6 separate regions of the Homo sapiens genome follow, and regions 2, 3, 4, 5 and 6 are each linked to region 1. The links are chromatin loops, found by intact Hi-C in ENCODE. Cell type or tissue: PC-3. All regions are shown on one strand. Links, peaks and the distances in the headings refer to the core of each region. The heading gives the core; the rest is flanking DNA.

What was found. Hi-C counts contacts between places; a loop is a spot of excess contacts. Peaks named below come from ENCODE experiments on the same cell type or tissue, not always from the same donor. Only the 100,000 strongest peaks of a DNase experiment are listed, where the experiment ranks them.
Region 2: a loop joins it to region 1, with 5 times the contacts of the local background. A loop is called at or near these places in 2 of 110 quality-filtered maps.
Region 3: it touches region 1 in a loop (9-fold over the local background); 4 of 110 quality-filtered maps call a loop at or near these places.
Region 4: it touches region 1 in a loop (10-fold over the local background); 3 of 110 quality-filtered maps call a loop at or near these places.
Region 5: it touches region 1 in a loop (9-fold over the local background); 3 of 110 quality-filtered maps call a loop at or near these places.
Region 6: it touches region 1 in a loop (5-fold over the local background); 2 of 110 quality-filtered maps call a loop at or near these places.

Annotation. Positions count from the first base shown.
Region 1 is chr17:69,855,244-69,860,463 of GRCh38, forward strand. The region is part of intron 4 of LINC01483 (long intergenic non-protein coding RNA 1483); the gene reads left to right. Among named protein-coding and RNA genes, the nearest start is that of LINC01497, 100 kb to the right of the region's middle. In PC-3, for the core only: no CTCF peak of the experiment used is centred there; a DNase peak (open chromatin) is centred at 2,388; H3K27ac peaks cover 820 bases.
Region 2 is chr17:70,134,717-70,139,936 of GRCh38, forward strand. It overlaps KCNJ16 (potassium inwardly rectifying channel subfamily J member 16), which reads left to right. Exons shown (of 4, transcript NM_170741.4): 4 at 1-892. It overlaps LOC105371882 (a long non-coding RNA gene), which reads right to left. Exons shown (of 4, transcript XR_934953.3): 4 at 3,521-3,717. Among named protein-coding and RNA genes, the nearest start is that of KCNJ2-AS1, 32 kb to the right of the region's middle. In PC-3, for the core only: no CTCF peak of the experiment used is centred there; DNase peaks (open chromatin) are centred at 2,825 and 3,315; H3K4me3 peaks cover 1,031 bases; H3K27ac peaks cover 413 bases.
Region 3 is chr17:69,604,743-69,609,962 of GRCh38, forward strand. All of the region lies in intron 2 of LINC01483 (long intergenic non-protein coding RNA 1483), which reads left to right. Among named protein-coding and RNA genes, the nearest start is that of LINC01483, 13 kb to the left of the region's middle. RefSeq lists enhancers at 2,196-3,395, 2,471-2,740. In PC-3, for the core only: a CTCF peak has its summit at 2,589; DNase peaks (open chromatin) are centred at 2,599, 4,139 and 4,379; H3K4me3 peaks cover 405 bases; H3K27ac peaks cover 1,309 bases.
Region 4 is chr17:69,776,873-69,782,092 of GRCh38, forward strand. All of the region lies in intron 3 of LINC01483 (long intergenic non-protein coding RNA 1483), which reads left to right. Among named protein-coding and RNA genes, the nearest start is that of LINC01497, 180 kb to the right of the region's middle. In PC-3, for the core only: no CTCF peak of the experiment used is centred there; a DNase peak (open chromatin) is centred at 2,949; H3K27ac peaks cover 1,745 bases.
Region 5 is chr17:69,759,501-69,764,720 of GRCh38, forward strand. The region is part of intron 3 of LINC01483 (long intergenic non-protein coding RNA 1483); the gene reads left to right. Among named protein-coding and RNA genes, the nearest start is that of LINC01483, 170 kb to the left of the region's middle. RefSeq lists an enhancer at 2,077-3,276. In PC-3, for the core only: no CTCF peak of the experiment used is centred there; a DNase peak (open chromatin) is centred at 2,561; H3K4me3 peaks cover 495 bases; H3K27ac peaks cover 2,014 bases.
Region 6 is chr17:70,141,657-70,146,876 of GRCh38, forward strand. The region is part of intron 3 of LOC105371882 (a long non-coding RNA gene); the gene reads right to left. Among named protein-coding and RNA genes, the nearest start is that of KCNJ2-AS1, 25 kb to the right of the region's middle. In PC-3, for the core only: CTCF peaks have their summits at 2,764 (motif pointing left) and 2,968; a DNase peak (open chromatin) is centred at 2,785.

The DNA of each region.
Region 1 (5,220 bases), core at 541-4,540:
TTCCATTGCAACTTTCATTCCTAATTAACTCCATTTGGAATTGTGAAACCTCTTTTTCCTTATTCTTCTTTTTCTTCTTCTCTGTTATTCATGGACATCTGCTGCATAATCAGCTGATAGAACTGAGCCCTGTGAGGTGTTTGTTTTTATTTTGTTTTGTTATTTTATTTTGTTTTGTATTTTTTTCATAGTCAAGTACTGGACTATCAGTATCAGGAGAGTCATGGAAATGTAATAGGGATTGGGAGAAAGCCTAAAATCACAAGGTAATAAGATTAATTTCAATTATTTACATATAAATCATCAGCTTTGATCCTCTGTAAGAATAGTCCATAAACTCTGGAGCAAATGAATGATACACTACATTTTAAAGAGAGTTTGGTTTATACACATATTTTATGGACCACGTCTAATATTTAACTAGGTGAGAGCCTGAATATTGTACATTACCTGTGTCAACAAATAACTGCAAAGAGTCTGCAATGAATATCTTAATTGGGTAAAGACTCAAGTGCCTGGAGCATAACCAACACCATGCTAAAAGAAGTGAAGTCTCAGGCTGGGTGCGGTGGCTCACACCTGTAATCCCAGCACTTTGGGAGGCCAAGACAGGCGGATCATGAGATCAGAAGATCGAGACCATCCTGGCTAAAACAGTGAAACCCCGTCTCTACTAAAAACACAAAAAATTAGCTGGGTGTGGTGGCACGCACCTGTAGTCCCAGCTACTTGGGAGGCTGAGGCAGGAGAATCACTTGAACCCAGGAGGCAGAGGTTGCAGTGAGCCAAGATCACACCACTGCACTCCAGCCTGGGTGACAAAGCAAGAGCAAGACTCCATCTCAAAAAAAAAAAAAAAAAAAAAAAAAAAAAAAAAAAAAAAAAAAGAAGTCTCTGCTATTGAAAATTGAAAGATAATAATGTTCTTTGAATTATTCAAATGCATCCTTACCAGTGAATTCAAAGCATTTCTATGTTGGGACCAATGTTGTTAACAATAATAATAATAATAATAGCACAATGACTATTAGTAATCACATAAACTGATCATTAAACAATTTAAATGCATTCTTATTTAACTCTCCTGACAATCTTATGAAGTTGATGCCATTACGTCCCCATTTTAAAGATGAGAAGAGGAATTAGATCATTCACTGCAAGGTAGCACAGCTGGAAACCATCAGAGGAGTTTTAAACTAAGGCCACTGGCTCCAAAGCCTAAGATCTTTGCTACTCTGCTCTACTGCCTCTTATTCTCAACTGGCCTCTGATGGGAAACCAGAAAGGCATAGTTGCCCTCTGCTAATGGGAAAACTGAGCTTAAAGGGGCAAATACTAATTCGTTCCAAATCACCACAATTTGTGGAAAGCCTGGGTTAATATGCAATTAGAAAAAGCCAGTGTCTAAAGGACAAGAATTTTCTGTATGGTTCTTACAACCTAAAAATGGTAACTAATATCTTTTTAGGACTAATTATGTGTCAGGCACTATATATTAAGTGCCTTAACCTCAAACTCTCTTAATATTCTCAACAACCTAATGAAGTAGGTCCTATTATTAAACTCATTCCACAGACAAGAAAACTGAGGCACAGGGAGAGGAAGTAACTTGCCCAAGATCACACTGCTAGCAAGTAAGGGGACTTTGTTCCAGAGTCTGTGTGCCACTGTACCCAACTCTCTTACCTTTCCACTTGTACCTTAATCACTGAGTACCAAACCTCCTGGTGAAACTTCAGGGCTTCAAAGTCCCTTATCTTCGAATGATACAGACCAAATAAATAATGCATGAGATCAGCTAATAAGAGATCATGGAAATACTGAGTAGCAGACAAAATTGAAGACAAAATTAGTAATTTTATCATGAGAATATGACCTAATCTGGAGCTACATATGGTTCAGATTGAATTCCAAATTCATGGAAATTTGACAAATTTTTCTTTTCTTTTTCTTCCTTTTTTTTCTTTCATTGTGCAGTCTATGTTGGCAAGACAAATATTACTCACTTTGTGTGTATCTGTTTGATACTATTCCCTCTCTTTTGTTCTTTCATGCCAAATTTATAATAGAACACTGCAGGTACTCAGGCAATTTTTGAAATAATTTCAAGTAGAATTCTGAAGTGAGCATGGAAAAGACCACTGTATGTACATCCTGATGAACAGGGAAGAGACCACCATATGTTCATCCTGATGCAAAAAAAAATTTACTATTTTAACAACATTGGATCATCTAAGCTGGAAACACTGGGTGGCTGAGACTATGCAATAGACTTGGCTGATGTAACAATAACAAGCCAGGTCACAACAGCTCCATGCTTTCCAACCTTCTGGGATGACTCATTTTGTCCATATGGTTATCTAACTGACCCAGCACCATTTAATGAAATGGCTACCTTTCCCCCTCTTCACTGCAGTGCTGCCTTGTCATAAATCAGGAAGCATACATGAGTTGGTCTATATCAATGCCATTCTGTATCATTAGTCATTTTGTCTATTTGTGTGCCAATATGACATTGTCTTAATTACTGTGGTTTTATAATAGGCCTTTTGAGTGTTTATTTTCTTTACTTTTATAGCTTTGTTCAAATGGCCAAGATCTCTGTTTCAACATTGAACATAAATAGTAATAGTCTTTGCCTCATTTTTGTTGTTGGGGAAAATTTTCCATATTTTACCATTAAATATGAGGGGTTTTCTTTTTGTAGATGTGCTTATCAGTTTAAACAAGCTTTCTGCTATTCATGATTTTATAAGTTTTTAAAACCATAAACAGGTGTTAAATTTTGTCACATTTTTTCTGCATTCATTAAGATGATTGCATGATTTTCTACTGTGTTGTAAATTACATTAAGTTTTTGTAAGTAAATTACTTTAAGTTTTGAATATTACTGTTAAGTAAATCACATTAAGTTTTGAATATTAATACACTCTTGGCTACATGAAATAAGCCTTGTTTAAATGGTGTATTACTCATTTTACATATTACCGAATTCACTTTTCCAATTTTTAAAAAAAATTTTGCCTCTAAGTTTATGAGTAAGATTAGTCTGTAGTATTTCTTTTTAAAATTTTCTTTTCAGGGTATGGAATCAAGTTTTGTCCCAAGCTCTCAGAAAGGAGTTAGGAAGTACTTCCTTTATTCCCCTTAGTTTCTAAAAAAAGTTTGTATAAGATTGGTCTATTTTATTCATAAATGTATGTATGAATTCACTAGTGAATCATTCCAGATCTGGGTCATTCTCATAGGAAGGTCTTATAATTACATATTTAATTCAGATTTTTAAATTTCTTCCTTTGTCAGGTTTCATAGGTTGTGATTTTTTTTTAATTTTTAAATTTTACTTTACTGGAAATTTCACTGGCATAAAGTCATTCACAATTATCCTGTTATTATTTTTAAAAGATCTGTTGCATCTGTAGTGATGTCCCTTTTCACGTTACTGATATTGGTAGCTCATGTTTTGTATTTTCCATGTGATCTTTATGGTTTTAACCTACTTTTGCCTAGGAGTGTGTCTCTGTGTGTGTGTGTGTGTGTGCGTGTGTGTGTCAGAGATAAAGAGAGAGAGAGACAGAGAGACAGAGACAGAAAGAGGGAGAGAGTAAAAGAACGGTACCCTGCTTTGGGTTTACTGAATTTATAAGTCTGCAATTTATTCCTTTTCATCAGTCCAAAAAATATTTGCATTATTTCTTTGAATACTTCACTGGTCCATTTCTACCCTTTCCTGGAAATCCAAATACAATATGTTACAATTGAATGTCTCCCATATGAATTTTCTTCTCTTTTGTTGTTGTTGTTTCTATGCTTTACCCCCTCCATTCTTCAGCTTGAATGTTTTTCTATTGGTTTGTCTTTGAGTTCACTAATCTTTTTTGTTTTGCATTGCCTAGATTGTTCTAATGGATTCCTTGTTTCAGATAATTGCATTTTTCATTTCTAGGAGGTATATTTGATGCTTATAGCTTCAAGTTGTTTATTACATTATGCATCTTTTCATTCATTTCTTTATTTTAACCATCCTTTCCTCTGTTTTACCATAGCTATAATTGTTATTTTAATATTTTTATTTACAAATTTCACTATCTGGATAAACTGAGGTTCTACTTCTCTTGCTTAATTTTTCTTTTGACTATGAGGTAAATTATCTTGTTTCTTGGTTTTTTAAATTTAAATTTTATGACAGATTTTAAAAATCTATAAATAATGACTATAATGTCATTTTTCCCCAAGGGGAATTGTTCTTTCTTTTCTTGGGAAGATAATATGAGGGGAAGGTTTTTTTATTTCATTTATTTTATTTTATTTTATTTGAGACAGGGCCTCACTCTTTCACCCAGGCTGGAGTGCAGTGGTGTGATCTTGGCTCACTGCAACCTCCGCCTCCCAGGCTCAAGCGATCCTCCCACCTCAGCCTCCTGAGTAGCTGGGACTACAGGCATGCACTACCATGCCTGGCTAGTTTTTTGTATTTTTAGTGGAGACAGGGTCTTGCCATGCTGCCCAAGCTGGTGTCAATCTCCTGAGCTCAAGCAATCTGCCTGTTTCGGCCTCCCAAAGTGCCGGGATTACAGGCATAAGCCACAGTGGCTGGCCAGGTCATTTAAATCTAATCAGTAATTGAGCTTGGTCAGAACTGGATTGTAGTTTTAGATAGATTCAGCCCACCTCTGCTATATCGCTGATCTTCTGATTGTGATCTTGGTAGATGTGTGTCTCCTCAGACCTTAAACCCTTCAATTCAATTTTTCTGAGTTTGAGCTTAACTATTTAGCCTCCAGCCCCATGTAGCTTCAATATCTGTCAAACATCTTGAGGAAGAGATGAGCCATGGTTTAAAACAGGACCTTTTATCCTAAGTACCAAGAAATTGAGCAAAATTTTACTCTCCCTTTCAGCCCCATCCTTTTTGACTGTGGCTTTACCAGGGTTTTGATGAAAAGTCTAATGAGTCTCTACTTCTTCAGTAATATAATGTGTATCTTTTGGATCCTTTAAATTAAGCCCTTTAACCTTCCACCCAAACAGGTTCATAACCTTGCAAATCTGTTGTATTTATAGAAGGATTTTGTCACCTAAGCACCCTGAACAGATAAACACCCCACTTCCTATACTGCCTCAGCACTCAGCAAATGTCCTTTGGGGTCATGTGTCTGCGCTCTTTCAGATCTCTATCTACCATTCGGAAGTTTTCAGAAGCATTATTCGTCTTGGTTT
Region 2 (5,220 bases), core at 630-4,629, 280 kb after region 1:
TATGTGGCACTGTTTTTATTTGTTTATGTTATTTAAATACACACCCAGACACACACACACACAGTTTTTGCTTTTTCTGGAAAATCTTTCTTTCTCTTCTCTCTCCATGAAAATTAAAACACACAAGTGAATGAAGTAATTACATAGTCCAAGATTAGAAATACAAGTAAAATATATAGGTATAGGTAGATAGAGTGCCTTTCTGTTTCTTTTCTTTTCTTTTTTCTTTTTTTGTTCTTCCTTCCTTTCTTCCCTCCTCCCCCTCATCCTTCCCTTTCTCCTTCTTTTCCCTTTTTTTTTTTTTTTTGACCTGGGAGTAATAAAGTTACTTTTTAAATGCACGTATGCAATCTTTTATTCCTCTTGTTTTATGGATAAGAGATTTGTTCAGGTCAAAAGTTGCAAAACTGTTCTGAAGCTTAATATTAGAGACCCAAGTAAGATTGTTTTTAGTCTTGCTTGAGGAATGCACACTCCATTTAAAAAATTGTGCGCTCTGTAGATTTGGATTTTACAGCAGCAATTACTTGGCTAAATTAGAGTACTGCAATCTTGTAAGTAGAAAACAGCCACCATGACAATAAACAAAAACACTTAAAAATATTTTTAGCTTGTTTTACCTACATCTAGTTTCATTTCATCTTGCTTTGCTTTGTTGACTCTGCTACCGCTGATGTTTGCCTTGTCAATATCAGAATAGGGGCATCAGTGTCCCGTGAAATACATTTTGTTGTGCTATGAGCCTCTGTAATCAAATGCTTGTACTCAGAAGAGAGTGTAAAATCAGCATTTCTATGTAACATATATCTCTAATTATCTGTGTAATTTTATAACATACTTTGACAACCCCAGTGAGTTACTTAATAATAAAGATCTTAAAATAATGCAAAAACTGTGTGCATATACCTATATTTTCAGTGGTATAAGTTCTCTTTGCTGATGTGGTCAGAATTGGGTACAGTGCACCAAAAATAAGAATGCTGCTTCATAGAAAGAGAACATAGGCAGCATTGTAAAGCATTTTTATGGGTTTTTTAACAGCTTGTACAACAGGTATATCTGAAGTAAAAATTAGTTGCTTCTGTAAGTATCACAAGCAGGTTCTATGTAAAATGGCAATTCTAGTTTCAAATGCCCTGCCAATAACGAGAAGTTGGTTGAATATTTTTTCTTATGCCATCCACTTTTTCCCCCAAAATGAAATTATTCAATGAAGTTAAATAGATTTAAAATGAATTGTGGCATCAAGGTATTGCTCTACCATGTGCTATAGTTTCTGAAGGGGGCCCTGGAGAAGTGAGTAAGACTAAGGAGAGAGAAGAAAATATTATTTTCATGTGCCACCAGATTAGTGAGTATTATCAAGTGATTGATGCATGGATTTAATCCCCACAATAACATAGTAAGGTGGATTTTTTAAATTTCCATTTCATCGACTCTCCCATCATCTTCTTTTCCCTAACAAATTCCTAATTGGAAAACAATGTGTTCGGGTTTATAAAAAAAAAAAATACAGCTGTATTTCCAGTCCCGATGCAGGTTGCTGGAGGGTAGGGTTAACTGGCATAGTTCTGGCACATAAGATGTTAGCAGGAATCTATGGGTGCGGCTTTTATGAAAGCTTTTAAGCTGACTTGGCTGGCTCATGCCCTGTTCCTCTCCCTGCTCACCTTTCTCTCCATCTGGACCTCTAACTTGGTAGCTTATGCTCTTGAAGCCACCTTGTAAGAATGCAAATCAAGGACACCCCCTACAAGGGAAAATAGAAAGGTAAGAAAGACTGCAGCCCTAGATTGCACATCTCCAGACGTCTTTTTCATAAGTGAAAATAAATATGATTTCTAATTGACACAGCAATATATCTAAGGGAAATTATCCAGGAAACAAGCCTGGTTTAAAAAAAAAAAAAACGATGCACAGCTTAGGTCCAACTTGTACTTGTCCATGACAGTTGATGGAGTTGATCACTGTGGAAACAGCTAGCTTTCTTTCTTGCTTTTTTCTTTCTTTCTTTCTTTTTTTTTTTTTTTTGAGACAGTCTTGCTCTGTTGCCCAGGCTAGAGTGCAGTGTCATGATCTCAGCTCACTGCAACCTCTGCCTCCTAGGTTCAAGCCATTGTCCTGCCTCAGCCTCCCCAGTAGCTGGGATTACAGGCCTGCACCACACCCAGCTAATTTTTGTATTTTTAGTAGAGACAGCGTTTCACCATGTTGGCCAGGCTGGTCTCGAACTCCTGACCTCATACTTTCAAAGGAGTTGAGGACATGCCACTATCGTAAGACACACACACAAAGGATTGCTTTTGGCCTGGAAATCCCTCTGAGATGCTGGTGGTGGAGTGACCTTGATAAAAGGATTAACCAGGCCCACTGCTCTTTTGCTTCTTTCTTCCCCCCAACATAAAATCCACAGAAACCTGGATAAAGCAGGCACTGTACAACTTGGGCAAAAAATAAAACTGCTAATACTGTCTCAGACCCTCTATCCCTCACCAAGACCAAACTTCATCCATTTAGAATATTTGAGAGGATTTTTAATACACACAAAGGAATCCAGATTTTTCTTTAAATATTTGTATTTCATCATTTCTGAGTGGGCCAGGACATGTGCTGAGTGGATTCTCTGGGCCACTTTTATGTAAATTTTTAGGCACCAGATTCTACTCAGTTTAATATATTCTATCTATTAGTCTCATCAGTTACAAGCCTTGATTCTTCTGTTCTGAATGTTCTGTAAGGCGTGTGCAAAGTCCTGTGTCTTTTAAGGTAAGACTTGCCTGTGGATATCTAGAAACCACGCCTATTCACCCTGCGTACTCTATAAATCACAAAGCCCTGACTCAATTCTAAAATCAGCGTGGCCTCTCTCTCTCTCTCACTTTCATTTTTAAAGGAGCAGTATGACCCAGGCTCCCGAGAAGAGAGCTTCTGGCTCCACATGCAAAATGCAAGTTAGTGTTAACACAGAACACACAGATTATGCAGCAGGGAAGCACTTGGTAAATTCCTTTCAAATGTTCCCCTAGATAGGAGGTCTTTGAAAGCAAAAACTAGTAACCGAGATTCAGTCCAGATAAATCTGTGGGCAGACAGCAAGTGAGGTCCCCTAGAAGGGGCATTTTCCTAAAAAGACATAATCATAATGCTGCCCAGAAACCATCATTGGTCTGCATTACTTTGTACCTTTTCTTCAATCAGAAAAACCTTATCTACCAGTAAATTCCCAAGTGTTTTCTTTCACTGCTCTTGGTTTCCTAAAGCAACTGAACGCACTCCTCTTATGACTATGCGGTTGGGTCATGAGATTTGGCTTGGAGTAAGCAGCCTCTTGCCTCATCCTGCCACCCTGTGCTTCTTTCCTTGGAAATGTCCAAGCTTGTGGTTTGGGATTCTCTGTGCAGAGTTTTGAGACTTATGTCGACACCTCTACATGTTTTGAAATTCAATAGATTGAGTTGCTGAGCACCTAGCAGGGATGGTAGAAAAAACAAAAATAGAATGAATAAAATAAACTATGGCCTTTTCCTGTTGGGTCTCATTGATTTATTCTACTTTGTAAATATTGTAACGTAAAAGGATACCATGTCCAGGGTCTGTCTGCTGTCCCAAGAAAAAGCAGCTGGACTGAGCTGGAGAGTCTTCCAAATAAATAAGACAATCTGTGCTGGGTAATCACTCATCTCAGGCCTGGAGTGGAAACTCTGGGGACGCTTCAGGCTGCAGAGAAACAGGTTAATTATTTAAAGTATTTCAGCAAGCCTGATGGATGAAAACTCAAACAAATAGATTAAGTCTTGCTAAATTACATAGCCAAAGAATGCTGGTTTTTGTTTTTTTTTTTTTTTTCCTCTATGCTATCATTTACCACAGGGGCCAATGAAAGGTCTTTAATCACTGTCTAAGTAACCTGAACTTGAGACAGAAAGGGCCCCTGGAGATTTAGTCACTGTGAAAACTTCTTTACAGCAAGTTATCAGAAATCTTCAACTTTCCACATAAAATACTTCAGTCACATGCGATACTCACTGTGGTTAAATGCCCTTTATTTGAATTAGAAGCACATGTTGAAGATCAATTATTTATTGTGCTGCTGGTTGATTCTTTCTGACACTAGTTGGCCTGGGGAAGGGAGGCTAGTCATAGGGGCCGGGTTAAGGACAGAGCTAGCCTCTGCTAGCCGCCAATTCCAGAACCAAAGATTTTTAGGATATCAGGAGGACATCAGATCCCTTTTTATGTAGGAGGAAACCTCCAACTCGGGAGTTATCTGCCTAAAGAGTGACAGACATGGAGGGACGGAAGAAGAAAACACAATTACCAATGGCCAACCTGGGGCAATAAGCAGACCTGATGCTGCCCAAAGTTGAAGTATTGCTATTTTTTAATCAGTAAATAGCGCAAATGATCATTTCGAGACCCTTTGTTAAATAGCAAGCTAGTATTTTCTAGAAGTGCTATTGATCATTAAGTATTTAAAGAAGTGGCCGGGCACGGTGGCTCAGCCTGTAATCCTAGCACTTTGGGAGGCTGAGGCGGGTGGATGACCTGAGGTCAGGAGTTTGAGACCAGCCTGGCCAACGTGGTGAAACCCTGTCTCTACTAAAAAATACAAAATTAGCTGGACGTGGTGGCACGCACCTGTAATTCCAGCCACCTGGGAGGCTAAGGCAGGAGAATCGCTGGAACCCGGGAAGCGGAGGCTGCAGTGAGCCGAGACCATGCCGCTGCACTCCGGCCTGGGTGAGACTCTGTCTCAAAAGGAAAAAAAAAAAAAGTATTTGGAGAAGCTGGGAAAACAAAGGTAAAAAAAAAGAAATGTGGGAGGCAGCTGGTAAGAGTCATGATAAAGGAAGATAAACTTCTTCAAAATGTGCACAAACAACGATTGAATAAAAAAAAAAAAGCTCACACCTTTTCAGGGAAATGCTAATGTACAGTGAGGCACACCTATGTACACTGATTTATTGCCACCAAACCTTTTACCTTGGAAGCAGAAATGTTTAGTCTTTTGGCAGGGCCGGCCTTAAAGCATAAGCAAACACAAGGAGCAACAGGTTTTTTTGGGTTTTTTTTGGTTTTGTTTTTTTTGGGAGCAACAGGGTTTTTTTTTGTTGTTGTTTTTGTTTTTATCATTAAATGGAAGTGCTCCCTTCTTGAAACAAGTGCTATGAAGAAAACAGCCCAACCTGAGAGAATCACACAGATTTGGTCTGGATACAG
Region 3 (5,220 bases), core at 839-4,838, 250 kb before region 1:
TGACTTTGGCTGGGTCTCTCTCCTAAGCAGCACTTTAGTAGATTTTTCTCAGGCAGAATGCAAAAGGTCTACATCAGAGTAGAACTGGCCCTGTGATTAGCTATGCTAAATTGAAACCTTATGAAATATAGTGTGGTTACATTAAATGGCAGTTAGAATGTGGTCTACATTATTACAAATAAATGTTTTTCATTATATTTTACTGTCAGCAAATGCTGGTATAAAACTCATTGCCTTTCCTCATATGGCTACCTTGAAGGGAGTCAGAAAATACATTGGCATCTGAGATCTTCATGTGAATTATTTTGAGAATTCCAAAGACTCCAAACTCAATTCAAAGAAACATGATGGAAATTTCATGGGCTTTTAATTGGACTTTCATCTTTGCTTCCTTTGTCAGTAAAGAATGACTGTCCTGGAACTTGAGGTTGTTGCTAGACCCCCTTCTTAAAAAACAAACAAAAAAAACCTAAAGGTTCTATAGTTAAAGCCTCTTGGGAGGGGAAGAAGACTCACTCAGTACACAGAATGATAAAATTTTACTTGCCGAGGTAACATACATGACTTTGGACAGGTTTAAGCTCCTTTTTCATTGGAAGGAAGAGAACTTTTAGGCTTGCAGGTGCTATTTCTTTCTTCTTCCAATTTCTACAACTGGAAACTAGTCATTGTAGGGTTTTCCTTAAATAAGTCCAAGTCTACAGGAGGCAGCAGGGAGTCTATTCCACTGAAGCCTTCCTATGAGGATTGAACAGCTTCTAATTTCTTGATCATTCTAATCATCATAACCATCTGGAAGATTTCGTCATTAAACTAATAGTTGGTAATCATATTGTCCTGGCTTTCAAAATAAAACAAAACGATAAGGGCTTCTAGACAATCCAAGCAGGCTATTTGTCGAACTGCTCTATTTATCTGTGTCGATTTCATTTATATATTTCAAACACCCACTGCCTCTAAAGTATACCGAATCATGCCCTCAAGCAATTGGTCTCATCTACAAAGAATGAGCCTGACCCATGATTCTGTGCTCCTCTGTTTCTCACATTATAGTCATAAGTTAGCCCAAAGAGAGAAGCATATGATTCTTTGGATGAGATCTCTGTTATCTTTTAAGGAGATAAGAATCATAAACTCCATTCAAAGGTGACATCAGAACAATGAAGGACATTCTGAGACAGAGCGAATGACCTCATGACATTTTCCCTAGATTTTCTAACTTTTCTTCTGTTTAGTAATCAATCATTCACTGACTCTAAATGTATGGGAGGTAAAAGTTTTTCTTTACTTTCTTATATTCTGAGGGTGGGCCTGCAAGTTAAACTGACAAAGATAGATGAATGGAAGAAAATTGTACACATTGTATGTGATGTTAATATTCTTATGTGGGCAGGGTTTTCATAGAAAAGAGGTGAAAACCCCCCAAAAAGCAGGTAAACTGGAGGGCATCTATAACATTTTAGCAAAGGATGATAACCTGGGGAGAAGCGACTATGACAGAGGAAAGAGGGTTTGGGCTTCCAGGGGTGGTGAATGGTGGGAAGGTAAATTTATGAGGAAAAGCAATAATAAACAAGAGTTATTTACTAAAGTTTGCTTACACAGCACATCTTGGTGCTATCTCCATCTCCTGATAAGGGTTGTTCTCCTCTTTCTAATAGGGGAGGGTGGGGGACACCTTTGTTTAGCCTAAAGCTAAGGTTTCGCCATATACAGTGAACTGTAACTCAAGGGGCTGTGGAAATATAGACTGTAACCTATTCTTGAAACAAGTAGCCAAGTTTTAGCCAATCACAGCAGCTGAGTTTCAGCCAATCACAGGCAGCCAACTGTCTAAACTGCGTTTAAATAAGGCAGATGCTGAGCTGTAACCAATCCAGCTGTTTCTGTACCTCACTTCTATTTTTTGAACCTCACTTTCCATTTCCTGTCGATTAATGTTATCTGACCATGTGGCAGCCCAAGAGTCGCTGGGAACCTATTTTGCTTCTGGGAGCTGCTTGATTCATGAGCTTAATTAAATTGTTAAATCTAATTTGTCTAAAGTTTTTCTTTTAACACCTTCACGAGGGGAAGTTTATGCCCTGCTTTAAGCAGAGGGGGACGGCAGAGCTCTTCTGTGTCTGCTTTTTCTCAATTGCCCCCAGCTCAAAATAATTCTTATGCCGGCATATTTTGGGGTGACATATTCTGATCTCCTTCATTGGGAAGCAGTCCCTGAGTGTGAGCCTAGCAAAGACTCTCTTCTTAGAAATCCTCCCTAATTTGAAACATAGTGGTTAAAATTCAGAAGCTGGGTCTCTGTGCACGTTATCTAACTGCTTGGCACACAAAGGTTTGTCAAATAAAAGACAGGCAGGTGATGAATGCATTGAGAATTGTTGTCAATCCTACCTAAAGTTCCACAGACTTAGAGAACATGTCTTTCTACCTGACAACCATTCAGAGCAGTTTGGCTGTTCCAACTCGCGTCCTCAATTTCATCATTCAAAATCTGTGAGACCGATACTGAGCTCTCATGGAAGACTGGCTCATTTAATTGAACAATTTGGAAAACTGTTGAGTTGAGGAAATGTATACAGAAGCTAGGTGGCGCTGGCGGCCACAGGCTGCACAAGATAATCCTCTGCATGTCAGAACATGCCCTGTGCCCAAAGGACACAGCTGTGAAACCTTTCTGAAGAGTTTAGTATCAGATACAGGGAGAATGATTTGAAACAAAAGAGAAATACAGAAATTCCACAGCATCACTTTCAGACTGTCCAACATTACCCATTCCTTCTGACATAAACATGAAAACCCATAAAGCACAATTTGTATTTATCTATTTTCTAAATAAACTCCTCCTGGTCATTTGCTTTTTGAATATTCTGTTTGGTCTCTTTGGTTTTGCAATCACCACTGACTTGGAGCTCCACAGAAAAACCAGAAGTTCCAAAATAGCAATCGGAAGAGAACTTGGTTTCAGTCCCTTTTCCATTAATGCCTATTTTCCACAACCACATAACCTGTGCATTTGGAATATTTTCCCAATAGCACTGGCTTTCATAAGCTGTAGTGACTGTCAGGAAATAAAACTGCTTTGGTGGAAAGACCAGAATTATATAGCTGAGAACACAGGAATGTTAAACCAGCCTTCGAAGTCTTGCAGAATAGGAGAGAACAAAAGTGGGCTGTGTCAGTGAGGCAGGTTTAATAGAAATAGAACATTTATGAATTTCTAGTCACATCTTCTGACCAGATAATCTTCTACAGAGTCATTTAGCTTATGTATGGGAGATACGAATCTTACAAGTGGAAGATGACCATGCCTAAGTCAGAATATAATAGTCTGACAAAATTTTCTGCTTTATGTATGCTTATGGAACTTGTTTTATATATAGACATATCACATTTATATAGTCATTTAATAAATTTCATTCATTGAAAATAATACAAATGCATTACAATGAAAACAATCATTAGGTACGTACTTTTGGTTAATATTTCCAACTGTCCTGAAAGATGTGGTATAAATATATCTGTAATCCCTAGGGGTTTATTGCACAAGAAAAAAAGCAGAGCACACTGTTGATTTTTTTTTTTTTTGAGACATATTGGCTGGTAAAATGTTGATACTAATTAATTCTGAAGTGGAAACAGGCTTACAGGCTGGCAGACGGGTTATAAAATTTTTTTTTTTCCATTGGTCTCAGAATTGCTAGAATCTTTGTTTCAGCACCAGTAGCTCTGGTTTAGGTTAATATTTCTGCCTCCACTCAATACCATGTTATACACCCTCTTGCCTACTGTCAAAGGAGTTTGTTGAAGATAGTTTCTTTACCTGAGAAAGAATACCATTCTCCTTTACTCCTCTTTTACCATGTCTCCTCTTCTACCTGACCAGTGTACATATTTGTCAACTCTTTTTCCAACCTGTTAGCATGTTACTGATGGAGGGCTTCACGGAAGAAGCATGGAGTTGAGAATTTCAACTTTTACTTCTGTTACAGGAGTGGCCTTCAGCCTCACTTAGATAGAAAGGGCCACAATAAACTCAGAGGAGTAATAGGCTCAGAAATGGTGGACAACATACTCATCTTATTTATCACTGGGTTTCTGGCCCTTGATGCAGTACTTGGTATTTAGTCAGTGCTCCTTGCTAAGCTGCTTGTTTGTGTCTGCTTCCACATTCCAAAGATATGAGGATATGAGTTTGAATAGAGTATGAGATAGTTAACAAATATGAAACCAGTGGTATTGAGCACCAACAACATACAGAGCTGTATTAGAAACTGAGAATTGCAAAAAATGATATATTTGTCCATGTTTCCCAAGAGGTTACCTATTAATACATAACTACATATTTGTAAGAAGACATTATAGCATATTGCCTGTGAACCATCTGCCTCAGCTTCTAGTTGTTTCCTCTGATTCAGCTAGCCAAATGCCACAAGAAACCACAAAGCCAATTTGTGTTCTTGGATAACTGCGTGCAACACCCATTAGCTTTCTATGGGCAGGATTTGGCGCAGAGAACTCATCTGTTGCCAGTGCTCAAAAGAAAGTCAGGATTAAATAAACCTATTTCTGTATTCTTACAGGCGTGCCTATGAATCCATGAGGCTACAGTCACGATGGCATACTTGGCAAGCTCAGGGCACTGTTATCTTTTGAATTAATTTTGTGACCTGTTATAAATGCAAGTTCCCTTACTGTGTTTCAAAGGCTTTTTGCTCCCTATTCCAATGTCACAAGTTTTCTTCTATGACAAAGATCGTGTTAGCTTAATTTTTTTGCTACATTGTGATTTTTTTTGATATTGCATTATAGCTCCTTCCCCTTTTGGCATACATGCATTCATAGCTAAATTATGGAGTGACTGGGGTTTCCTTCCCTTGGCATGATTTACCTCTGGTCAGATTATTCCTTGTTGTGGGGGACTGTCTTGTGCATTGTAGGGTATTTAGTAGCATCCCTGGCCCTTGCCACTAGATGCCGCTAGAATTTCCTGCCCCTAAAATGTCTCCAGAATTTGCTAAATGTTGGGATAGGGAAGGATTGCCACCTGTCGAGGACCACTGATTTATATTAATGTAACTTTTCTGCATAAAACCATTAAATACCATTACTCAAGGGATATAAGCTGGCTAATGATTTTCTCTGCGGCATTTAGCAAAAAATCCATCTGGTGAAAATACCAGTGAAGAGGAACAGAAACAATTGTAAATCTTCAAAAAT
Region 4 (5,220 bases), core at 833-4,832, 78 kb before region 1:
AGAGTGCACCCTTTTCTCCTTTGCTTTTTCACATTAGAAGAAGTCTAGTTATACCTGTTTTGTCCTCTGCCCGCAAATTAATAGCCATCGTGTGACTGCATATCAGTGAAAATGCTGTGCAGGCTCAATAGTTTTACCTTTTACAGGACAGGTTATGTCTGCATCTACAACTACATCTATCTCCTTATCAGTATCTGTATCTATTCATACGTATCTTCCTACTTCAAATACCAGCACTACCATAGTTCTATAGTTAATAGAAGCTTGTTTATATTTGTCTTTTATATTTGTTTCCTTCTTTAAAATCTTCCCCATCCTGCTCCCAACTCTGCCACGGATGACTCATATGAACTCTGGAAACCTCTTGTTCCTTGTATAATTCAAGGATTATAATAGTAGTCTTTTTTTTTTCCTTTTCTTTGTTTTTTTTTCTTTTTTTTTTTTTTTTTTTTTTTTGAGATGGAGTCTTGCTCTGTCACCCAGGCTGGAGTGCAGTGGCGCGATCTTGGCTCATTGCAACCTCCACCTCCCAGGTTCAAGCAATTCTCCCACCTCAGCCTCCTGAGTAGCTGGGATTACAGGCGCCCACCACCATGCCCAGCTAATTTTTGTATTTTTTTAGTAGAGACGGGCTTTCACCATATTGGCCAGGCTGGTCTCGAACTCCTGACCTTGTGATCCTCCTTCCTCGGCCTCCTGAAGTGCTGGGATTACAGGTATAAGCCACCGCGCCAGGCCTACTCTTTTTCTTCTTATTCTACTTTGTTTATTTTTGCTTCAATTTTATTTTGAACTAATTTTGACTTGGAGAAAAGTTGCAAAAATAGTAAAAAGAGAGTTCTATACCACTTATCCCACTTCCCCTTACGTTAATATCTTGCCTAACCATAGTATAATAATCATAAACAGAAAATTAATGTTGTTTCAGTAATATTAACTAAACCGAAGATTTTATTCAAATTTCACCACTTTTTCACTAATGGCCTTTCTCTGTTTTAAAATTCTGCTTTTACTTTTGGAGGCCGAGGCAGGCAGATAGCTTGAACCCAGGAGTTTGAGACCAGCCAAGACAACACAGCGTGACACTGTCTCTATGAAAAGAAAAAAGTTAGCCAGGTGTGGTGGTGTGTGTCTGTAGTCCCAGCTACTGGGGAGGCTGAGGTGGAAGGATTGCTTAAACCTGGAAAGTGAGCCGTGATCATGCTGTGATCATACCAGCCACTGCATTCCAGCCTGTGTGTCAGAGCAAGACCCTGTCTCAAAAAAAAAAAAAAAAAAAAATTAAATTAGGCCAGGCACTGTGGCTCACGCCTGTAATCCCAGCACTTTGGGAGGCCGAGGCGAGCAGATCATGAGGTCAGGAGTTCAAGACCAACCTGGCCAACATAGTGAAACCCCGTCTCTACTAAAAATACAAAAAAAAATTAGCCAGATGTGGTGGCAGGTGCCTGTAGTCACAGCTACTTGGGAGGCTGAGGCAGGAGAATCACTTGAACCCTGGAGGCAGAGGTTGCAGTGAGCCAAGATCACGCCATTGCACTCCAGCCTGGGCAATACAGCGAGACTCTGTCTCAACAACAACAACAACAACAACAACAACAACAAAATTAAATTAAAATTAAAAAGATTATGGTTTATTTTTGTCATGTCACATTACCATCAGAAATTGTATTGTTGTTTACTTTTATTTGTTAATTTTCCATTTTCTCACCAGCATATAATCTCTGTAAAGGTAACAAATTTATTTCTTGTCACTAGGCCCTCAATGTTCAGGAAATTGTCTAGCATAGAGAAGGTGCTAAATATTTGTTGAAGAAAGGAATGGATAAATGCTCCTAGAAGGCAGGGCTGATATGGCCTGCATGTTGTTTATTCATGAATTTTGAAAAGAAGCACATGCCCATGGAAGAGTTAAAAAGGGAATGATGCTGGGAAGGATAATTTTTTCCTTTTGTTAGCTGATTACTTCTCTACTATTATGGGATGCTTTCGTGTCCATCAAATATTTAGCAAAAGGTGATGAAAGGTGGGAATGTTCTAGCAGATTCTGGGTGCCTGGAATCTACCAATCAATGGTAGAATGAAATGCGAACGGTAACTCAAATTGCAACTTAAAGCATCTGCTTAAAAAGCCCCACAAAAACTTGAAGAGATTGCCAATGCAATGGAAGAAAAATGGCTTCTGGGAATAAAATGTTGTAATCTGTCTTTAGCTACTCCTATGATCAAGTGTAAAATTTGGATATCTGCATGTAAACATGTGTTGATTCACAATTAGAAAAAGAGATTCAACATTTTAAACTAACCTGATAACAATTTTTCTATAAAACACCACTTAGACAATTTTTGCTTTGTCTGAATAATGCGTACTAGCTATTGTAAGTTATCAATCTTGGAATTTTCACCCCCTCCAACAAGCTCCTCAAAACTATGATCTCTTATAATGTTGCCAAGCCTTTTCAGATGATTCTCTGGCTTAAATTTGATATTTGCTTATTATGGAGTAGAAAAAGTCATCTGAAATTTGATCATGACTTCTGGGAAATGGAGTCTTTTTCTTTTCATCTTATTTTCTGTAAGTTAAAGAAAATGGAAAACTTTCTATGTGTAAGTGATACCATTAAATGTGATTTACATTCAGAAAGACAGCTCTTGATGGTATAAACTGCGTTGGCCTTTGTACAGAAAGACACAGAGGAACAAAACAATGAGCGCCTCTCCATAAATAAGATATATCAGAGTTATAATGGATAAGTTTACTTTTCTTCACTAGGAAAACATGAATCACTTTATAAATCTCTTTTTTAAATCATATCAAATTTAAGGTTTCTTTCTCTTGGGTTAGAAGAAGAATTTTAGCTATTTCCTATGCGAAAAAGGAATTATTTGTTTAACTACTCAGTTAGTTTGTCCAGTCAGGCTTTTGTTACGTAAAGAAGGTTACCCAAAGTTAAAGTGTGAAGCAACTTGTACTATTGTTTGTGTTAGTCACGATTCTCCAGAGAAACAGAACCAATAGGATCTATGCATATCTATGAGGAGATTTCTTTTGAGAATTAACTCATGTGACTACAGAGGCCTAGAAGTCCCACCTTCTACCGTCTGCAAATTGGAGAACCAGGAGAACCAGTGGTGTAATCCAGCCTGATTTCGAAGGCCTGAGAACGTGGGGAGCCAAGGATGTAACTTTTAGTGTGAGGTCAAAGCCCTGAGAACTGGTGGGACCATTGCTATTAAGTTCCAGAGTCCAGAGACCTGAGAACCTGAAGCCCTGATTTCTGAAGTCAAGAAAAAACAACATCCCAGATGAAGATGAGAGAGAGAGAGAATTTGCCCTTCCTCTGTCTTTTGTTCTATTTGAGTCCTCAACAATTGGATGCTGCTAATTTGCATCGTTAGGGGGCAGATCTTCTTTACCCAGTCTGCTGATTGAAATGCCAATCTCACAAACATCCAGAAATAATGTTGTATTAGCTATGAGTATTTCTTAACCCAGTCAAGTTGACAAAAATCAGCCATCACATGGTTTATTCCAGTGTATTGATAGTAATGGATTGAATTCCAGTGTGTTGATTCTAATGTATTGTTCCAATGTGTTGATTCACAATAAGAAAAAGAGATTAGTTTTAAAAGAATGTGAGAAAATGCTTTACTAAACGTCACTTAATTTGATAATTTTTGCTTTGCCTGAAGAATGCATAAAAGTTATTGTAAGTTATTGAACCCATTGTTTCCACCCCCTCCAACAAGCTCCTCAGCCTTGTCTATTCGCCCATGCTTCTAAGCAGGGTGGATGTGATGGATAGGGTGGGTCAAGAGTCAATACAAATTATTGGGTTCAGTGGATTGGAGGTGGGGATTCAAGCAAATCTTTTAAAATTTTTAGGTAGGTTGTCCTTGCTAGGGGTTCCCCAAATGTTTCTGCCAAAAGAAAACCCATATTTGTTGCCCAGTTCTGTGGCTCTAAATGGCCCCAGCTTTTGGAATCAGCCTTGGTTTTGTCCTTTGTCATGTCAGCATCTATTTTTGTCTATTCAACTTTCAAAATATCTATCCAGATTCTGATGTCTTCTGCCTCTCTCCTCGCCACTTGCTCCAAGCCTGTGCTTCCAAATTTGCCCAGTGAGAAGAATCACTTGAGAAACTTATTGAATACATGAATTGCTGAGCTCCATCTCAAGCGTATTGAATCCAAATTTTTTCAAATGTTGCAAGTCTTGTATTTTTTATTTGTCTATTTTTTAAATGGATAATATTTTAAAGGACAAATTATAGTTGCTCACATTTATGGAGCAACAATACAATATTTTGATAAATGTATACAATGTGGAATGATTAAATCAAAGTTTGTAAAGGGTCCAAGGTGACCCTTGTCAAGCAAGTATGAGATTTGCAGAAATCCACTGTCATTTTTCCTACCTGGCTTGTTGCAAAAATCTTCTAATCGATCTTCCAGCTTCAGCTCTGGTCCATTTTCTAAATGGCAATCAAAGGGGTCCTAATAAAAAGCTAGGTCATTTCTGTGTAGAATGTTACTGAGATTGCATTGAATCCATAGATCACTGGGTAGTACATATATTTTAACAATGTTAATTCTTCCAGGCCAAGAACACAGATTGTCTTCCATTTATTTATATCCTCTTCAGTTTCTTTCATTAAGGTTTTACAGTTTTCATTGCAGGTTATTTTTCACATCTTTGGTTAAATTTATTTCTAGGTATCTTTTTTTGGTAGCCATCGTAAATGGAATTGCTTTCTGTTTCTTTTTCAGAGAGTTTGCTATTGGGATATAGAAATGCTACTGATTTTTGCATGTTGATTTTGTATCCTCCAACTTTACTGAATTTGTTTATTAGTTCTAACAGTTTCATAGTAGCAATTTTAGAGTTTTCTATCTGTAAGAAAATGTAGTCTGCAAACAGGAATAATTTAACTTATTCCTTTCCAACTTAGATGTCTTTTATTTCTTTCTCTTTCTCTGACTAGACCTTCCAGTACTATGTTAATAAAAGTGGTGAAAGTGGGCATCCTTGTCTTATTCCAGATCTTAGAAAAAAGCTTTCTATTTTTCCCAGTGAAGTATGATGTTCGCTGTGGGTTTGTCACATATGACCTTTATTATGCTGAGGTATATTCCTTCTATTCTGAGTTTGTTGAGAGTTTTTTTGTTTTGTTATCATGAAGGGATGTTGACATTTATCAAATGCTTTTTCTATGTCT
Region 5 (5,220 bases), core at 610-4,609, 96 kb before region 1:
CATAATGGTCCAACAACAACAAAAACATTGACAAAGTTACCAAGATCTTGAAAATAATGCTTCTATCACTACCTCCAGATTTCTCTTTTTTCCCTTAATTCTTAACCGTTACTTCCTTAAATAAGTTTTCCTATTCAGTGAGCAGCTGCATAAATCATTAGAAAATGGCCAGAAATACAGAAATGCCAAAAAGCCCTCTTTTTTTTTTTTTGGTCTTTATTTTAATACAATGAACACAGGTGCATCCAGTGTGGTATTTTTTATAGCAGTGGTTCTGAGCTCAAATTAAACTTCTGTCAAACCATTGAGCATCATAGAGCTTTAAAACCAAGTGGATGAAACTAGGTCTTCAGCCTCTCTGAGTTGATTAACTGCTTTCTACTACACGGGGGTTTTCTAATATTCCTGATTTTATATTACCATTTTGTGTCAGACTTAGACTTCTAATGGAAACTTTCAATTCCAAACAGAGAAAATAATAGCAACAATAATAATTTATCTTTTGGCTTTCAATGTCTTTTCACATTCTTCTCACTTGAACTTTAAAAAAATCCAGCTAGGCAAAAGGGCAAATCTTACTCTCTCCATTTTACAGAGTAAGAAATGGAACCAGAGGAATACAACCACCCGTTAACCAAAGCTACTATTAGTCTTGCTCTCATTTGTCCTCACTCTGTGTTTCCTGGATCCAAAGCTTGATTTGTTCATTTTCTTATATAGAGAGCCAGACTTGTAGTAAGTTACCCACCTGAACTCAGCAGTGTGGGGGGAGGAGGGAGAACTGTGAGCCCTTATTAAAAGTTAAATTATATAAATAGATGATATTAAAGACAAAGGTAAAGAATACTCAAAACTAGTCACTGAGGTTACTGATGCCTAATGTATTCATGTGGCAGAAATGCTATATGGTGGGGCACTGCCATGCAGTCAGTTGACCTCACGTTGGTAGCTTGACATTGGCTATGATGGGAATCTTCACACCATAAAAGTTGGGAAACATTTTAAATCAGGTAATGTTAAGTGTTTACCAACACAACACTAGGCAGGACCATGTATACCAAAGAATAGTCAAAGAAAGAGCAAAGCCTTTCTAAGCACTAATTTAGTTTGGCTGAGATGGTGAATTGGATTGAGGTGTAAACAGGGCTAGAGAGACTCTTCACAGACTTAGAGGGCTCTAGAAATTAGAAAACCCTTGGAGAATACCTGACTCAACAACCAGATTTGACCAATGAGAAAACTGAGGCCCTAGTGGTAATCTCCCCAAAACTAAACCACAAACGCATGGCAGCTAGGGCTTGAATGACACAGAAGATTTTCTTCTCTTTCACACATTGCACATGAAATGTCTGAGTAATCAAAGTTACTGTCAGTCTCACTCTCTTTTTTTCTCTATGCTTCCTAGTTCCAAAGCTGGGCTTACTAATTTTCTCATATATAGGACCAGTCTCACTGTACATCCCTAATATTGATATTGACCTAAGAAGTATTTAAATAAATGCCAGTCCCAATCCCATCCACCCCAACATAACCTGTGAGGCTTCCTAAAGTTTTCTATTTTGAATGACCCAGAATTTCCCCCATGTTATACTTCTCTCTGCTGCAGTTCTTCTATACTTTGAATTGGGCTCCTATGCCTGATGCCTCACCAGGATTCCTTACATGTTGATGTCCTTCTACTACATCTTGCAACTCTGGCACAGATCACTTGACTAAAATGAGACTGGGAATTACAATTATTTTAGATTGAGTCATTTTCCCACCATGTTGCTCTCATCCTGTCCTCCTGCTTCTCTATCTAACACCTCCCTTCCTTTCCCTTTTCTCTCAAATCTGACCAGGTACAGAACTCCTTTTTTCTCGTCTTCTGGGCTACTACATAGCCATGCTTCACTATAACATACCAAATGTGTTCCTTACACGTCGATCTTGGCAGTAGGATATACAATCAGAATTCTCATTATTCTTGACCCAAGGAGAGAGAATTGTTGATAAAATTGGCAACAACAAGGACAAACATGATTTATTTATATATTGATTTAAGAAATATGGGAAGCCTAGCCATAAAAGGCAGTATTTTATGTACTTGGCAAAAATATGAAAAATATAATAATTGAGGGCAAAGGTGTTGCTCTAAGAATTATTCTTAGAGGTGAAATTCAGAATAGTTATTTATGGACCTGGAGACCAAATAATAAAGGGGAAAGGAATTAGGAATTTTAGAAAAATATTGTTTTAGGCAAGAAGAAAGACACACAGAGGAGGTTAGCTGGGGTAGCAGTGTGCGAGGGGAGCAACAGAGGATGCGTATGAGCAGAGAATGAGGAAGGGCTATGAGGAACTTTGAAAGGGTGGAAACTTGGACTTTTGAAGGTAGGAATAGATTGGTGGAGAGATGTGGCTACAACAGAAGTTTGGAATGAACATTGGCAAAGAATCTCCTCATGGCGTGTTGGGAAAGATGGATGAAAGAGTAAGTGAGGTGAAAGGAAGGGAAATTGAGTCATAGTCCCCCAGTCCAAATATGCACTGCTGAAGGGAATTGAGCCAACAGCAAAGCTTAAAAAGAACTCATGACTGGATATCCTCAATGAGAGTGAAACCTCTTTCTTCCAGTTCCTGCTTGAAAATATAAACAACATGCAAATTCAAACAAAAAAATTCTTCCTCTGTCACGTTGAGAAACCCTCTGTTTACTTTGTTGTTGTGACTCACTTTGAGAGTATTCTTACAAGAATGCAATTTGTAGGGATGGGCAGACCTGTAGGGGGAAAAACAAGAACCTCTCTGGAATGTTTACCCATTCTTGGGACCATAGATTTTTTTTTTTTCTACAAAGGTCTCTATTCCTTTTTAAAAGACTCAGTTTAGTTTTGGAGAGGAAAAATATCTCAGATATAACAGCATAACTGGGGTGAGGTACACAAGACTTCTAAGAATCATTTTTTAAAGAAGCAATAGAAGATGCCCAATGATGTAAAACAAAAATCACTTTTCTTAATTCAAGTTTTACCCAAGTGGATACCAAGAGACAGGAAAACTTACAGGAATGGAATGATGGATGGTCATACTTGGACGTGCTAGCCCAGGAATGAAGAAGACTTAGACATGTTATAGTTAATTGTAGCTAAATGGAAGAAAAGGAGACAGGGAAAGCAAGAGGTAAATACAGGTCAAATCAAATCAAAGAATCAAAGCCCTGTGCTTCAGATGAAGTATTTTAATGATACAAATTGTCTGTGTCAGGGGCTTAAATGTGTACATTTAGGGGTACTGTCTCAAAAAAAATGAGCTTTCTTCCACAAAACTAAAATCCACATGGACAATTTTGAATCGGATGGATGAGAAAGCAAAGTAAGTTCTCCGTAAATACACAGATGCTGTTAAAGGATTGGTGCCTTTTTTTCTTGTCTTTTTTCCTTTTTTGGAGGGTGGAGGTGGGGCTAGATAATCTTGGCTTTAGAACATTTAATCCTGACATACTTTATAAGGAGCTGCATTCAGCAAAGTCTTTTGACATTCTTAATTTGCCTATCTTTGATCTCTGGAGAGATGAATCTGAGGTTATGGTGGTTCTAAAGAAAAAAACATTAATTCAATGACACATGTGTGAGAGAGGAATGAGCTAGAAATTAGGAGAGAATATGTAGTTGGGGGGTTCAGTGGCGTTTCAGCATTTCTGGGGAGTACTGTACAGTGGGGGCTCTGTGTGAAGCCTTTGAGCCAAGTGGTTGGAGACAAGGTAGATGGTATTTTAAAGGGCATCAGAACAATACTAATTAATCTGTTTTATTTTCACCTTCTGCTTAGGATTTTTTTTTTTCTGAAAGCACTTACACTTAACAAAGAAAAACCTTATTTGAGGAGCAAATACACAATCTTTCCTAACTCTTTTTAGAAGCCAAATGCAATTCAAATACACCTAGTCCTTCCTAAAATGCTTTATGTATTTTAACAAGTAAAACTAAGAAAATTGTATTTGTTAGTGCTTTATGTGAGTATGGCTGTGAAGTGTTTTCATCAAATTTGCACAGCATTTTTCTGTGACCTAATTTCACATACAGTTATGTGGCGTACAAAGAATTAACTTTAGAGACTCCCTGGGAAATACATCAAAGAGACACTGAGTCATCTTCTTGAAAAGTTTAAAGCCAAGATTGACAAGAGGCCTGGTTCAGAACAGACATGGCATTTATACTGAGGACCATGGACAGAGAACATGGTGGGTCCTCACATGGGCCCCAAATCAAGTCTCAAGAACGAAGCCTGAAATGTTGGAATTTCGGTGACAGCTGTTTCTCACTGGGCAACTTTATGATCCAGGGTAACAGCAGAGAGGGACTTACTTAAAAATAAGGATCCTTCTGTGCCTAGCAGAGAAGGCCAACTAGTATCCAGAGAAAACACTGGGAAAAACTTTGTGGTATTCAGTGGGTTACAAGATTGCCATCTGCATATATGATTTTCCTCTTCCATCTGTAGGTAAGTTATGTCCCTGGAAGAAAGCAGACCTGTCTCATGTTATTATTAGATTGATTTGTGTTCACAGTTTTATTTTCCCAATAAGATAGCAAGAGGCAATGCTTTCTAATTCTTTTATAATTCTTCATGGCACTTAGGATAGGGATAGGCATACAGCAGTTGTAAAATACATATTTTTGGTTAATAAGTTTAAATTGAAAAGTTGGGTAAGTGAATCAAAGATTCAGTTAATTCATGGTTCTGAAGGTTAGACCCGTAAATCTGTAAAAGTCTTTCAAATTGCTTTGATCATGCAATGAAAGTGAATTGCATTTCTTTTTCAGCAGAGTTTGTTTTGCAATCTGAATTTTTTGGACTTTGCTTTGAAAAGGTTGAAATGAAAGGCATGGCAGTGAATCAGCAATTTAAGAAGGTTAACAATTAGTCATAACTTTAATAGATGAGACAATTACACCATCTTTATCTTTTAAAAATAACTACATTTTTAATTAGATTTTAATCATAAAGGTCAGAGGTAGTGTAAGTTTAGAAAATCTGAAACAAAGTGTGTGTTGGCAAAACTACTTAATCTCAGATGTGTTAACTTGGCCAAATTAACTGAAACAGATGGTGAGAAGCTTTTGTTCCTTAAGTCATCAATTGCTGATTGCATGATCTTCATAATCTTTAATATTTTAAGACGCAGTCTCAGAACTCAGGTTTGTAAGTATTGCTTTCTATTTGTTTATTCCTTAAAAT
Region 6 (5,220 bases), core at 672-4,671, 290 kb after region 1:
AAGGGCAAAGGAGAGAGAGGAAAGGTGACAAAGTCTCCCTTTTACAACGAATCCACTCCTGTGATAAAGGCGTTAGTCCACTCATGAAGGCAGAGCCTCCATGGCCTCTTCACCTCTTAAAGGTTTCACCTCTTAATACTGTTACAATGGCAATTCAATTTCTACATGAGTTTTACAAGGAACAAACATTCAAACTATAGTATGGGCTAATTGCAGAGTATGTTAGGATACCTTTACACACAAACACATATATATGAACATACCTATATATATATGTGTGTATGTATGCTTATATACATGTATATATATGTATGTATAGACAGACACACATCTAACTATCTGGCAGATAGGAGTTATTCAGTAAATGAATATTCTCTGTTTTCTTCCATATATATTAGTAATAGCAAGGTATTTCAGAGGAATTTGAAAGCAAAAGCATTATTAGCGGTAGGATAGTAATGCTCTACTGATTATCACAATTTTAAAAAACGTCTTATGTTTTTATCTTGATATGTGGTTGATGTATGAGATCATAGTCTCCTCCTGCTCCCAAGGGAAATTGATTTCCACCTCAGGGCTGCCATTAATGAGCTGTGGGTTTTGGGGGAGTTAACCTCCTTGGTCCACTATTTCTGAACATTGATGACATGGATGTTCTTTAAATTACTTTACGGTTCTTTACAGCCACAAAATGTGCTGATTTTTCCTCGCTCTACTTGTAGCCCTGATTTTTTTGTTGTTGGCTTACAATGCTTTTATTTCATTGCCACATTGCTATGGTCTAAATGTTTCTGTCCCCTCCAAATTCCCATGTTGAAATCCTAAGCCCCCAAGGCCATGGTATCCAGAGGTGTGGCCTTTGGAAGGTGATTAGCTTATGGGGGTGGAGGCCTCATAAGAAAAATTAGTGCCCTTTTAGAAGAGGCCTGTGTGAGACCGCTCACCCCTTCTACCCTGTGGAAACACAGTGAGAAGGTGCTGCCTCTGACCCAGAAAGTAGACTCTCACCAGACAATGAATCTGCCTTGATCTTGGACTGTCAAGTCTCCAGAACTCTAAGAATTAAATTTCTGTTGTTGATAAGCCATCCAGTTTATGGCATTCTGTTATAGCAGACTGAACAGGGTTAGATACATATGTATTTTAGTGCAGTATTTTCTATTCTCATAAGTACTGTACCATCTGAATTCAGCTGGAAAGTTCCAATTTTACAATACTTTGTGCAATTTTAAAAATCTTTCTTTAATGTACAACTCACTGTGATGTACATTTTATACATCCCATGATAATAATTTGACAATTCAGTTAAAGTTATATTTGTTGAATTTAGTTTTCAGTTCTGCTATTACTGCCCTTTTCTAAAATTGGGTCTATTTTAAACAGGAAAATTGAAGCCATTTAAAAACACCACAAAATTTGATTTCAAAAAAGATAAAATATTGCTTTTACAATTGTAATGGCAGGAAGCAAGTAGCATAATGAAAAATGTAATAACCATAGTAGAACACTAAAATTCTAATGGGGACACCTTACGCTCATGACATAAACTAATAAAAGGCATCATCATACATGTTATTTTGTAAAATGCCAGAATTCTTAATCTAGGGAAGTTGGGGGAAAATGCTCATTTATGGGATGCTACTAACCCTTCATGTTATTATAAAGGAGTGCATCAGGGCCGGGCGCAGTGGCTCACGCCTGTAATCCCAGCACTCTGGGAGGCCTAGGAGGGCAGATCACGAGGTCAGGAGATCGAGACCATCCTGGCTAACATGGTGAAACCCCGTCTCTACTAAAAATACAAAAAATTAGCCAGGCATGGTGGCGGGCGCCTGTAGTCCCAGCTACTGGGGAGGCTGAGGCAGGAGAGTGGGGTGAACCGGGGAGGTAGAGCTTGCAGTGAGCCGAGATGGCGCCACAGCACTCCAGCCTGGGTGACAGTGAGAGTCTCTGTCTCAAATAAATAAATAAATAAAAAATAAAAAGAAGTGCATCTTCAGGTGGGTGATTTGTCTGACGAATGGCAAACTGTACCTGGCTAGCCTGTATTTCATTTTAACTTGGGGAAAAGGTGGTTTCTCTTGTATACCTTTCCAATGAGTGTAGCTCACCATCATTGCAACACCTAGATTCCCAGGCATCAGTGGTCTCCCAGTCTCCTGAACATGATGAGAGATGGCCTGTTCTCAATACAAAGCCATCATGAAATAAATGCAGGGCACACTGGGCTATTCTGGGTTCTTTTCCCAATATTGTGCCTGGCATGAAATGCAGAAAAACAGCAACTTTCAATGGACAAATTTGAACCTGTAGTGTAAGCCGAAGTTTCTGGAATGGTATTTTTATTCTTATATTATAAATAAATGTTAGCATGGTCATGAAATAACTAAGACTGAATGGAGAGCAACATTAGATCCATTGAACAATATAACTTTGTGTTTATCCTTCTTCAAAAGTGTAACTTATTATTTAAGTTATTACTGTTTGTTTTAAACCTTTGAATAATACATAAAATGATAGCTCTGTGGACCTGCTTGTCCTGGTGGGGCTGGAGATTGGAGGAAAAAAAAATATTAATGATGTTGCAGGCAGAAAGAAGACAAAAACTAAACAAAAGCACTTCGCCTTTTCCCCAAAGGTTGGGGTGATATTTAATTATGAAATGTCATAATTGTAGTGATAACAAGATTAATAATAACAATTATGTAAATGCCTCTGGTAATTGCAATTCTATTAGGAGGCTGAGTATTTTTGGTCACTATTGTGCCACCTTGTGGTCACAAGAGAACACATGTTTTTTCCATGAAGTAAATCCATTAAGTTTTAATTTATCCCCGACTGCTATGGAATGATATTTGGAAAAATAACTTGGAATGCTCGGTGTCAATAATACCGATAAACAAAATATAATGGACACCATTCAAGTCAGAAAATAGCAGGCACTGAAAAGCAACAAATAACATTGTTCTAAGTATAGATTCCATGTGCTAGATTTCCCCCAGCTACCTCAACATGGATTACATATTTAGAAGATAAAATTGTAGTTTCTTTAGACTGCCATTCTCAATCTACAAATATAGACATGAAACTCTGGATGACATCCGTTGAGCATCTAATAAATAATTCAACACTCTATTTATTGCAAGGGAAGGCAGCCAAAATGTAGGTATCGATTACCAATATTGTGTTAAAATAATCACGCTAATGCATGTATAGGTATAGCTTAATAAACATGATTTTAATGGCATGAGTGAATATTTGCTTTATAAATATGTATATTATAATCTCATAATTTATATGCATTTCAAAGAATCGTGATATTTGTTTAAAGGATTTTTCTGTTTTCTAAATCCTGCTTATGTCAGTATCCAGATGTGATGAACTGAGAAAGGTAGGATTAGCCACCTTCCCATAAAGTACTGTCTGCTAGAAACTAAATAATATATTTTGTAACAAATTCAGACATTTAATGGCCACCATCTTATACCATCAGTGCTTATTTGATTAAGGCTGTAGTTTTTCTTTTTAATTAAAGATAAAAATATTAAAAACAAGAAAGTCTCAATAATTCTGTCATTATAAGTAGTGTCTGTGGGTGTATGTTGCGGTGTGTGTGTGTAGAATGGGGGTGGAGGAGGGGGAGAGAGAGAGAGAGAGAGAGAAAGAAGTAGTATATAAGATAATGCATTCTCACAGATATACTGCCGTACTAGTATTGGTTTTAAGTATCTCCATCCATCTCTCTGCCTCTTTGTCTCCGTTTTCTTTGTTTCTTGACCTTATATGTATCTATTTCTCTCTTTTCTCTGATTTTTTTCTACTTATCTTACTCTCTACATATTAGTCTCTCTTTCTCTGTCTCTTTCTGTGTCTGTTTCACTCTCTCATTTAATTTAGATTGAAATCTAGGTGGTCAGGTAATCTAGATTTGAATCCTAGCCCCATGGATTACTAATGGTGTGGCCTTAGAGAAACTCCTCAGGCATCTAAGCCTCAGTTGCTTGTTAAATAGGGGTTAAAGTACTTACCTCGTAAAATTGTTCTCACAATTAAATGAAACATGACATATTGTAAAAGCCCTTAAGACAAAATCTAGCACAGAGTAAATGGCCAATATATGGTGTTTATTTTTATTTTTGTTGTCTGTGAAATATATACATTTTTAGTATTCCAATCTGTACCATCATAAGTTGCTCTAATACTGCCTTATTTATACGTATAATAAGTGACAGATGTAGCTCACAGAATTTTAAAAATGAATCTCCCATGTACCTCTTCTAACCACTTTATCAATGAATCGCTCAAAAGAAGAAGGTGTCTTTCTTATAATCATATAATTATTTAGTAGATCTGATACAGGAATTCATATCTTCTCTATCCTTACACACAGTTCATTGCAATGAATAATAATTCCCAATGTAAATCATGCCTTTTTTAGTAGTCTGTCTTTTCTTTTCTCTTTCTCTTCTTTCTTTCCTTCCTTCTTTATTCCTTTCTTCCTTTTTTCTTTCTTTGTCTTCCTTCCTTTTATATTTCTTTCTCTCTTAAATTAATGCAGCCAGTGACATAACAATTTTCAACAAGTACTCGATTTTTATAAAATTCATTAATTCATGCATTCATATATACCATGTGTCAGATCATGTGTAGACATTTTGAAGGTAATAATGAACTAAATAGAAAAAAAGATACTTCCCTCATGAAACTTAAAATACAGTGAGAGAGTGGCTAGGCGCGGTGGCTCACGCCTGTAATCCCAGCACTTTGGGAGGCCAAGGTGGGTAGATCACCTGAAGGCAGGAGTTTGAGACCAGCCTGGCCAACATGGTGAAACTCCATCTCTACTAAAAAGTACAAAGAAAATTAGCTTGGCTTGGTGGTACACGCCTGTAATCCCAGCTACTCGGGAAGCTGAGGCAGGAGAATCGCTCGAACCTGAGAGGCGGAGGTTGCAATGAGCTGAGATAGCGCCACTGCACTCCAGCCAGGGCAACAGAGTGAGACTCTGTCTTGAATATATATAAATATATATATATTGTATATATAATATATATACAATATATATAATATAAAATACAAATATACATATATATTTATATATACATAGTGGGAGAGACAGAAATTAAAGAAACAAATATATTTCCTCCTGCTAAGCCTAATGATGTTTAATTATCAATGGACCACACATACAATGGTAGTCCCATAAGGTTATAAAACCAT